Linked DNA regions of Mus musculus: region 1 is linked to region 2. A link is a loop called in an ENCODE intact Hi-C map of the cell type or tissue named here. Cell type or tissue: left cerebral cortex. All regions are shown on one strand. Each heading gives the region's core, and the rest is flanking DNA. Links, peaks and the distances in the headings are about the cores only.

Region 1 (4,384 bases), core at 275-4,274, 85 kb before region 2:
CCGTAGCTTCGTGCGCCCCTCGACCGCCCTCGACCCCCGCCCTGGCGCAAATGCCGGCGCACCGCATGGCGCTTATCCGCGCCTGGCTGGGTGCAGGGCTGGGGAGCTAGGGGTCCCCAGGGGTGGGGGTTCCCTCGGACACCAAGTTTGTTCTTCAGACCCAAGAGTCGCCATCACCTATGTCTCACCCCTGTACCCCAGGCGCTGGCTCCGGCTTCTCTGCGTCTCCCTGACCACCTTAGGCAGCGCGCCCCAAGGTGCAAGACTCTCCGCTCCGGCGCTTGGCCTGCTGGACCTGGGGACAAGTGTTCAGACTGGGGGGCGTGTCCCTTTCCCGGGAGAGAAAAGGTTGCTAGGGGTGGGTCCAGGTGTCCGGCATGTCCAGACCTGCTCCCGGGGTTCCGTGCACCTGATCTGAGAGGCAGCCGGGACTGAGGGGTTGGCAAAAAGCAGGCATTTTCGATGGTTAGCAATCTGGGCACCAAATCGACACTTGGGCAGCGCGGGCAGTTGAGCTTCTAGGCTGTGGTAGAGGACGTGCCCCCGGGCGCGCAGATGGCAGGAGGGAGAGGAGGCGGCCGAACTCCGCGCCCTTGCGCTGTAGAGCACAGACGCTTCTCGGCTTTACCTGCTCAAGCCTCTAACTTTTCTCCTTCGCGCCCAGAGGGCAGCTTCTCCTTTCGCCCCCTTTGCATGGGTTGGCCTGGTCCAATAATAATTCTTGCCCCTCTAGGCAATGGAGAAGGACAGCCAAGAGCCCGGGGGAGGGGTCTAGTCCTCTGCTAATGCCTGGAGATGTACGGAGTTTGTAACCTGCCAGAGCCCAAAGCAATGCTCGGTAGATTAAAGGAGGAACCTAGCCCTTATTAGTGCTATGGCCGGGTCAGAGCCAGTCTGATGGCCTACTCAGAGCCAGTCTGATGGCCTAGTCCACTGGGATTCTGTCCAGAAGATACGGGTGCTGGGTAGCGGGTGGCCTCAAATGGTGAGCAAAGTAATGGACTTTCTCAGGCCAAGGGGGCCACCGGGTAACACACCAAGGCTAGACTTGCTTGCTTAACTCCTTGCCCCCCTGGACTCCTAATCTGACCTCTTCATCCCACCTGAGAGCAACAATCTTGCCTCCTGCTTCCAGTACACACCACACACACACACACACACACACACACACACACACACACACCACACACACCAATTTTCTTTCTTGGGGCTCTTCCTGCTTCCCTCCACCCTGGCAGGCTGGTTTGGCTCACAGCTTTAATTACGTTAATATTAAATATACATAAGGTGAGGAGCGGCTTTCTCTCTCCATAGCTCTCACTCCAACCCCCTTCCCTTTTCCATTTGTCAGGCAAGGAACACGGACCAGAGCTGTGGCCACACTCAGTTGCTTTGTCCCTAACCTTGCTCCCAGGAACAGCCCATTTCTCAGCCCTGCAGCCTCCTTCACAAATACCTGCAGGACTGCACCCACCCCCACCCAGGAGCGCTGCATTAATAAATGAAGCCCCAGTTATTTGATAGGGAAGGAGCAGATGGGGGTGGGGGTGGAGAAAGGCCCAGAAGGCCACAGGGCAACAGCTGGAGGGGCAGAGCCCTCTCCTACGCAGGCAGGAAGTTGCCACAACTAGGTCTTGTGGGTAGACAGGAGTTACCAGGTATGGCGGCCCTGGGTGGCCTTTGGGTCTGCAGATCCTTGGCTCCCTTGCCATTCAGAGCACCAGCATCTGTGCTGGGCGCCAGGCAGCCTTGCCAGACAGGCCTATCTTTTCCTTGGTGCCTTAATTGGGTCTTAGGTGCCAGGCTGATCCCCAGGGGCCTGTTCTGCTTGGGGTGGCATGGTAGGTGGGTGGTGGAGGCGGCTGGGGAGGGGGGAAGACGTAATGTGGGGAAAGCAAGAAAGATGGGGCGTGGTTTATTTCTCTCTCGTTGCCAGTCACCCCCGCGGCACCAAGGAAAATGTAAATGCGAATGTTCCAGCCTGTTACAGAAAACAATATCCTCTTGCAATAATTTGTACGTCCATCTGTGAGGAGCGGGAGGCGGCAGGCAGAGAGAAGAAAACAGGAGGAGATGGAGCGTCCTCTGGATGGAATTAAGCAGTTATTGAATGTGTTTTAAGCTTCTGTTATTTCCATTCCTCTCAAAATACCTTTTTTTTTTTTTTTTTTTTTTTGACGAAGCCCGAGCTCAGCCTGTTTCCCCAGAACTAAACCAGGAAGGTGTTTTAATAATCGGTTATCGAGTCTCCAATAACTGCCTTATTATTGCCAAAACAAATCCAGGTCTGGGCAGCCAGATGAACCCCAGTGAGGCTCTCTCTGTTGTTACATCCAGCGTGCCAGCATCTGTGTTGCCCGAATTTGCATTTTTACTGTGTAAAAGAACAAGCTTCCTCGGCACTAAAATTCCTGTTTTCTAAAAGCCAAAATAATGGGTTGCATTGATTTTTTCATTTCCCACCCCAACCTCTCCGATGGAGACTCAGGGTTCCTCTCTCTGGAGAAGACCAAATTAAAAGCCTTTGTCAGGCCATTAAGAAAATCTCTAGCATTCCGTTCAGTGTCTAATTAAAAAGGGGGGTTTACTGGGGGCATGTTTTTAAAATCTCGAAGTGGCAAGAACAACTTGGGGGTGGGGGTAGGCAAAGGACCAGTGAGTATCTGGGAGGAGGAAAAGGGTGGGCCAGGACCCTGGCTGCTAGGATAAGATGAAGGGAAAAGCAAGTGCCATGATACCCACCGAGCCTTTCAGATGCCTCCTTTTCCTGGGCATCAACACCAGCTGCCTTAATACATTTCTGCCGCAGAACGAGGAGCTCAATTAGACACAAAAAGCGAGTAAGCAGTTGACCCAAAGGCAGTCCTGAAGTTGAGCAGATGCTGGGCACTGGCCAGAGCCGCTGTTTTTCTTACAGAGAGGGGAGAGGTGGGCACACAAACAGTCAGCTTTGGCCTGCTGATGGTTTGCTCAAGAAGCAGTTAGACAAGGGGTCCCCAAACACAGGGCGAGGATATGCTTAGAACATGTCACAGGTGTGGAGCCTTTGGCAGGGGGTGTGTACCATAAGAGCCCTTAGTCTCTCCGTGTCTTTAGGGATGCCATCCTTGTGATTGGTTTGGTTCCCTGCCTTGGCTGGTGAAATACGACTTTATTTGTTCAGAGAGCTCTAGCTGGGTGATCAGGCCTGAGGCTGGAGGTTCCCTCCTTCCCTACGTTCTTGGAGGAAATGTTTCTTGGAGGGGAATTTGAAGTAGTTACAAGGGAAGGTCCCCTAGTTTACTGAAGTGCTTCCCTAGCCCCTAACCTAGTACATTGATTGGAATCAGGGTACCAGAATAGTGAACTGAATGCAGCAGAGATGGCAGGAGGCCAGGAACCTAAGAACAGGCTCCAGATTTGCATATCATTTGCATGTTGATTTGCATGCTCACCTAGCCAGGCCAAGAACCCAGCATCCTAATCCCAGCTTCAGTAGGAGTTAAGCAGTAGCTTTTTCCTTGCATGGAACGGAATGGACAGGAGTGGGAGAGAAAAGGCCTGGTAACTTCCATACAGTTTCCAAGTTTCAGGCCTACCCACACTTAGCACTGTCAGAGCAGCCTGGCAGCTCCCCGTTTCTATATCCAAGATAGAGAGTGGCTCTGGGTGATTAGGATAGGCTGGGTGACAATGGCCAGAGATAACCCAAGGCAGAGCAAATATGGAGTATACGCTGTTCTTCTGGTGCCTCAGGATTCCAGTTATAGGAACCTACCTAGGGGCAGTGCTAACCATCTGGGAATAGAGCATTCGAACAGTGGGAGCAGAATGCTTCGGGTTGTGGTTAGGAGTGACAAACCATAGGTGGATGGGATGGGAGTACTAGGGGAGGCAAGGTGCTGCCTTGTCCTTCAGCCTTTGGGGGGGGGGTGTTGACCATTGAGGCGTCATTTTTCCTGTGATTAAGGTTGTTTGGGCCCACAGAAGTTCTCTGGGGTCTGTGAGAAGGCAGATGAGCTGTATATTGCTTAAATAATGTTTGGAGGGCAGGCGCTTAGGAGAGCAGTGTGATGACTCTTGGCCAGCCAGCTAGGATATCTGTGGTGGGAGCACGGCCTAGGGATGGCCTTGTCTGTTTTTCTGGGGCCCTGAGCAAATCTCACCTGGTTCCAAGTCCTGGAATGTGCCTCTGCATGCTTGCTGGTCCAGAAGGGTTCTGGTCCATTCAAGCCCAGGGGGTTCATGCTTCAAAGGGTGCTCTAAGTGGGGGCTTCAGGGGGTGTGGAAATAGAGGGACAGAGTCAATCAAGTGCTTATCTGTTTCATATATTGGTGTGTGTGCGCGTGCGTGCTTGTGTGCGTGCATGTGTGCGCTCATGTGTGTCGGGGGAAGACTGGTCTG
Region 2 (4,384 bases), core at 102-4,101:
CCACCTTCAGGCAGCTAGCCTACCTTGAGTCAAATAGCACTTCTGCCTTAATGGAGACTAGGAAAATCAATTTGAGGAGTCCTGCATATTGCCCCACAAACCCCTCCAGAGAGAAGATGGAGGAGCAGAGGGAAGAGAAGGCCCAAGGCCCTCACAGAGTGTTTGTTCTGTCCCTGTTTGCTCTTTCTGCAAACCCAAAGCTTCTCCCCTTTGTTGCCACCATGTTTCTAGCCTCCACAAAATCATATTTATTTTGTTGCTTTGACTGGGACTGACTGGTCCTAAATCATGCCTTCCACTTAAGAGTTTGCTTTCCAGCCATCAAACCTCTGGGCCAAGAACATTCCAGCGAGAGACTCAGATCATGTCCTCTAACAAAGCACTGACTTCTTAGGCAGCTGAAAACCCAGCAGTTACCACGAGAAGCTCATGCAAAGGCAAGCAGACCATATCCCAGGATGGGAGGGGACAAGAGCTTGATTGTTCATATGAGCCCAAACTCATTTTGAAACTCTTATTTCCAGTGTGTATTGATTATGGAGGTATAGAAATATAGCTCTTGCAATAATGGTCAGCTGATATTGCCTTTGAAGTTATTTGGTCTACACTTCCCCCATGGTTTTAGAGACAGGATCTCACTGTGTAGCCTTGGCTGTCCTGAAACTTGCTGAGCAGACCAGGCTGGCCCAAATTCACAGGGATCCATTTGCCTCTGCCTCAAAAGTGCTAGGATTATAGGCATGTACTACCACATCTGGTTCACCCCCATCTTTTTATAGAGGAATGAACATAGGTTTAAGTATGGGGATGTAAATGTGTGGTCAGTGACCTCCTTGAGTTATGTAGCATATGACAGACCAGATCAGTAGTTCCATAAAGACTTCAAGAGTCTTTACTTTAAAAAAAAAAAAAGGCCCCAGGATGTTTTTGATACTTGGATAAGTTCATAGAAAAATGCATTAAGGCACATGCCCAAGGTTTCAATGGCAGAAGAGACACTAGACATTGGGCCTCCGTCTTTCTTCCTGGTATATACAACATGTGTCCACTGAGCAAGAAGTAAAAGCCTAATTATGTTGGACACAGCTACATCTGCTTCTTTGGTGGGTAGCTTTCACTGTCCTGGCTCGCAGTAGACAGGAAAGTCAGTGTGGCCCCGGATACATGTGATAAAAGGATCTATAGTACACCTTCTGGCTGACTCCTCTTTTTTTTCCCTCAGCACTTAAACTAAACACTGCACTCTGGTTGCCTTCCTCTGTGGGAATGGGTCAGCTGGAAGACATGTATGAGGTAGCAGTAAGCTGAGCCAAGATCTTCATGGACCCCTAGGCTTTTGTTTCCCTTTACATAAAATAGGAAAGACTTCTTTGAAATTATTGAGCCAACCAACCAACAAAACCCCCAGGAAAACAATAACAAAAATGAACTAGGGAGAGCTTCTACAACCAAAGACAGCACGAGTCCATTGGATGGGAAGTAGAAGCGCAATGGGCAGGAGGGCTTCTACCAACCATATGGATGGCCAGCAGACATATGGATCTGGGTCAATATGAAGAAGACGGGCTCTCTTCATTCTCTGTGATGTCCCTAAGTAAAGCACACTGAAGTGGGACGTCCTCAGCCTTCTACCTATCTCTGAGAGCTCAGAAGTCCCACCAATGAAAGAATGGAGGGAGAATATTGATTTTATTTTCTTTGTGTGTTTGTGTGATGTGTGTGTCAAGAGTAGGTGTGCAAATGCCATGACTCATGTGTGGAGGCCCGAGGGCTATCTCAGTGATGGCCCTTGCATTCTCCCTTGTTGGAGACAGCATCTCTTTGTTGCTCTGTGCTCAGCCTGGCTAGCTGGGCCTCAAGCTTCTGACATTCTTCTGTCTCTGGCTTCCGGCAGGCTGTAGGAACCCTGGGTTATAGAAAGAGCCATCTTCATACAAGTTCTGGGATGCACACGCTGGTCTTCAAGAGGAAGAATTTTTAGCAGTAGATAAAAATCTCCGCATTGCTTCGAAGCAGAAAGTGTCTTCTTTCTAACAAAAGGGGGAAAGGGTGATATCTTAAATGGAAAACAGAATTCATGCCTAAAGCTGACTGATTTTCCACTAAGACTATTTGTCCACGGTACAAGGGGATTCTGAGGCTGGAGTTCTCTGCCACTGGGCACCCGCTTCCTCCCACGTTCTAGAGCTGTTGAAGTTCTATCTGAGACTGCAAACTCATTTTAATAACAGCCTAAGCAAAATAAAATTAGAAAGGTGAGTCTGCGGGGGGCGGGGAGAGAATCATACATTGCAAGTCAAAGGCAAGTGCATGCTATTTTTAGATTCTGCATTGTAGGGGGTTATCTGCATTCCCCGCCCCTCTTCAGCCCCCAGACTTGCCTCACTCCCTCGTGGGTACTGAAAGTCAAATGGAAGCAGCACACACACACACACACACACACACACACACACACACACACACATCCGGGGCACACACGTACACTGACAGAGCTCCACTTAGCTCACTGCCTCCACCACCCACTAATGCGCGCTGGAGAAATGGAGCCACATTTGCAGCCTTGTTCTGAATGAAGACTTCTCTCTTAGTCACCACCAGCCTGGCTGGGCCCCCAGTGGATAGTACCATCCCTGCTATGAAGTACCAACGTAAATGGCTTTTGAGGTACCACGGGGGAAATATGCTGAGACTCGAGTACAATTAAAACAGTTATTAATACTTGCATTGTTCCTGGGGTGTGGGTGTGCGTGACACCTACCTTTTCCCTTTGGCTGGAGCCGAAACAAGAGAACATATGTTCTCAGCACTGGGGCTCCCTGCTGGAGTCACTAGAAGGAATGTTAAGTGTCAAGCCATGCTCAGCCCTCCTCCCTGCAGCTCCTGGTCCTCCCTGCCAATCTGCCCAGCTTGGTCATGGTGGAGAGCAGCAGCCACAAGACTTTTCCTGATGAATATTGCCACCTGTCTTTTAAGAAATGGTCTTAAGCAAAGGGTATGTCTGAGGAAGCCGAAAAGGTAAGATGGCAGTCAGGAAATGGCTACCATGTTGGGTTCTAGAAAGAAAAGAGAACAGCTATGTGAGGGCCTTTTACGTTTATAGGGAAGAAGTCTAAGGAATGATAATCATATCTCTCTCTCTCTCTCTCTCCCCTCTCTTCTCTCTCCCTCTCATTTTATTGCCATCTTGTTCCTAGATGGTTACCTGCCTTCCCCACTCCCTCCCTCTGACTCTATCTCTATTTATCTCTCTCTGTCTCTGTCTCTCTCTATCTATCTATCTATCTATCTATCTATCTCTTTATCTCTCCTTCTTTTCCCTTCCTGCCTCCCCTCCCTCTCTCCCTCTTTCCCACCCATTTCCCGGTCCATCTCACCTTCTCTTTTCCACACAGATGTTAAGAGCGTGAATGGATCTGGACAGTGTTTTGTGATTTTTAGACAAGTTACCTAGTATTCTGAGTCTCAATGTCCTGGATGCAGAACAGGGATAGCATTGCTTAATGAGGAAGAAACCGGACAGTGCCAGAGCAGAGCTGGCCAGGGTGGGCCCAGTGCCTGCCCCTGCAGGATTGGGATGGCAGAGGTCAAGATTCTCACAGTGTTGTAGCTGCTCCTCTTCCCTTGCAGTGGGTCTCAGACTGACGCAACGTGCACGATTCTGGGCTGGGCACTGAGGACTTTTCCGGGTATAAGTCTCTGAATCTCAGGGTACCACAGTCCTCGGGGGCAAACAACTTACTTCTTCCACTCATCTGCCTGGTATTGTCCTGACCAGAAGGGAAACCTTGCTTCCAGGTTTTCCAGAATATCAGGAGTAGGTGAAGATTCCTATTTTGAGTTTTGATAAGTCAAGCAAATAGAGCTAAAATCCTCCTTAGTCACTTGGAAACCAAGGTTCCTGGGACCCAAAACCTAGCAACCTCAGAAGTAGTTAGTTTGTTTGGTGTTAATATTTCCCTGCTGTTTAATAAACAGTGTCTCCCAGGTCAGAATCCAAGAGTGTGGAACCAGGAGAGGGTGTCAGGTGGAGTCCAAAGCAAAGACCAGACAGAGATCTGAATAGTCGGGGGTAGGAGTGGCGAAATAACCCAAGGAAGAAAAAGAGTAATCTTTGTAGCCCCTCTTAGCCAGAACATGAGGTGGTACAGGTCACCTAGTGAAGGCTGCGATGAAAAAGCCCAGGAGTGACTCAGAGCTGGAAGCTGAGCTGTGAGCCTTCACAGGCATCGCTGCACACTGGGGCTCTTGCATTCTGTACTGCCTGACTTCCGTTCCCAGTGGCCATAGATCTGCCTCTTGCTCCAGATTCTGAGCCCTTCTCTCTGCGCCTTCAAGTTCTGAGCTACAACCGTCATGCCATTTCCAGAGAAACTGCAAGTTTGCA

What was found. Peaks named below come from ENCODE experiments on the same cell type or tissue, not always from the same donor. Only the 100,000 strongest peaks of a DNase experiment are listed, where the experiment ranks them.
Region 1: a loop joins it to region 2, with 7 times the contacts of the local background. A loop is called at or near these places in 2 of 42 quality-filtered maps.

What each region holds. Positions count from the first base shown.
Region 1 is chr9:45,430,957-45,435,340 of GRCm38, forward strand. The region is part of intron 1 of Dscaml1 (DS cell adhesion molecule like 1); the gene reads left to right. 4833428L15Rik (RIKEN cDNA 4833428L15 gene) reads right to left here and starts at 276. Exons shown (of 5, transcript NR_040732.1): 1 at 189-276. In left cerebral cortex, for the core only: no CTCF peak of the experiment used is centred there; DNase peaks (open chromatin) are centred at 667, 852, 1,236, 1,956 and 2 more places; H3K4me3 peaks cover 2,774 bases; H3K27ac peaks cover 2,889 bases.
Region 2 is chr9:45,515,714-45,520,097 of GRCm38, forward strand. All of the region lies in intron 3 of Dscaml1 (DS cell adhesion molecule like 1), which reads left to right. Among named protein-coding and RNA genes, the nearest start is that of 4833428L15Rik, 87 kb to the left of the region's middle. In left cerebral cortex, for the core only: no CTCF peak of the experiment used is centred there; DNase peaks (open chromatin) are centred at 2,273 and 2,555; H3K27ac peaks cover 683 bases.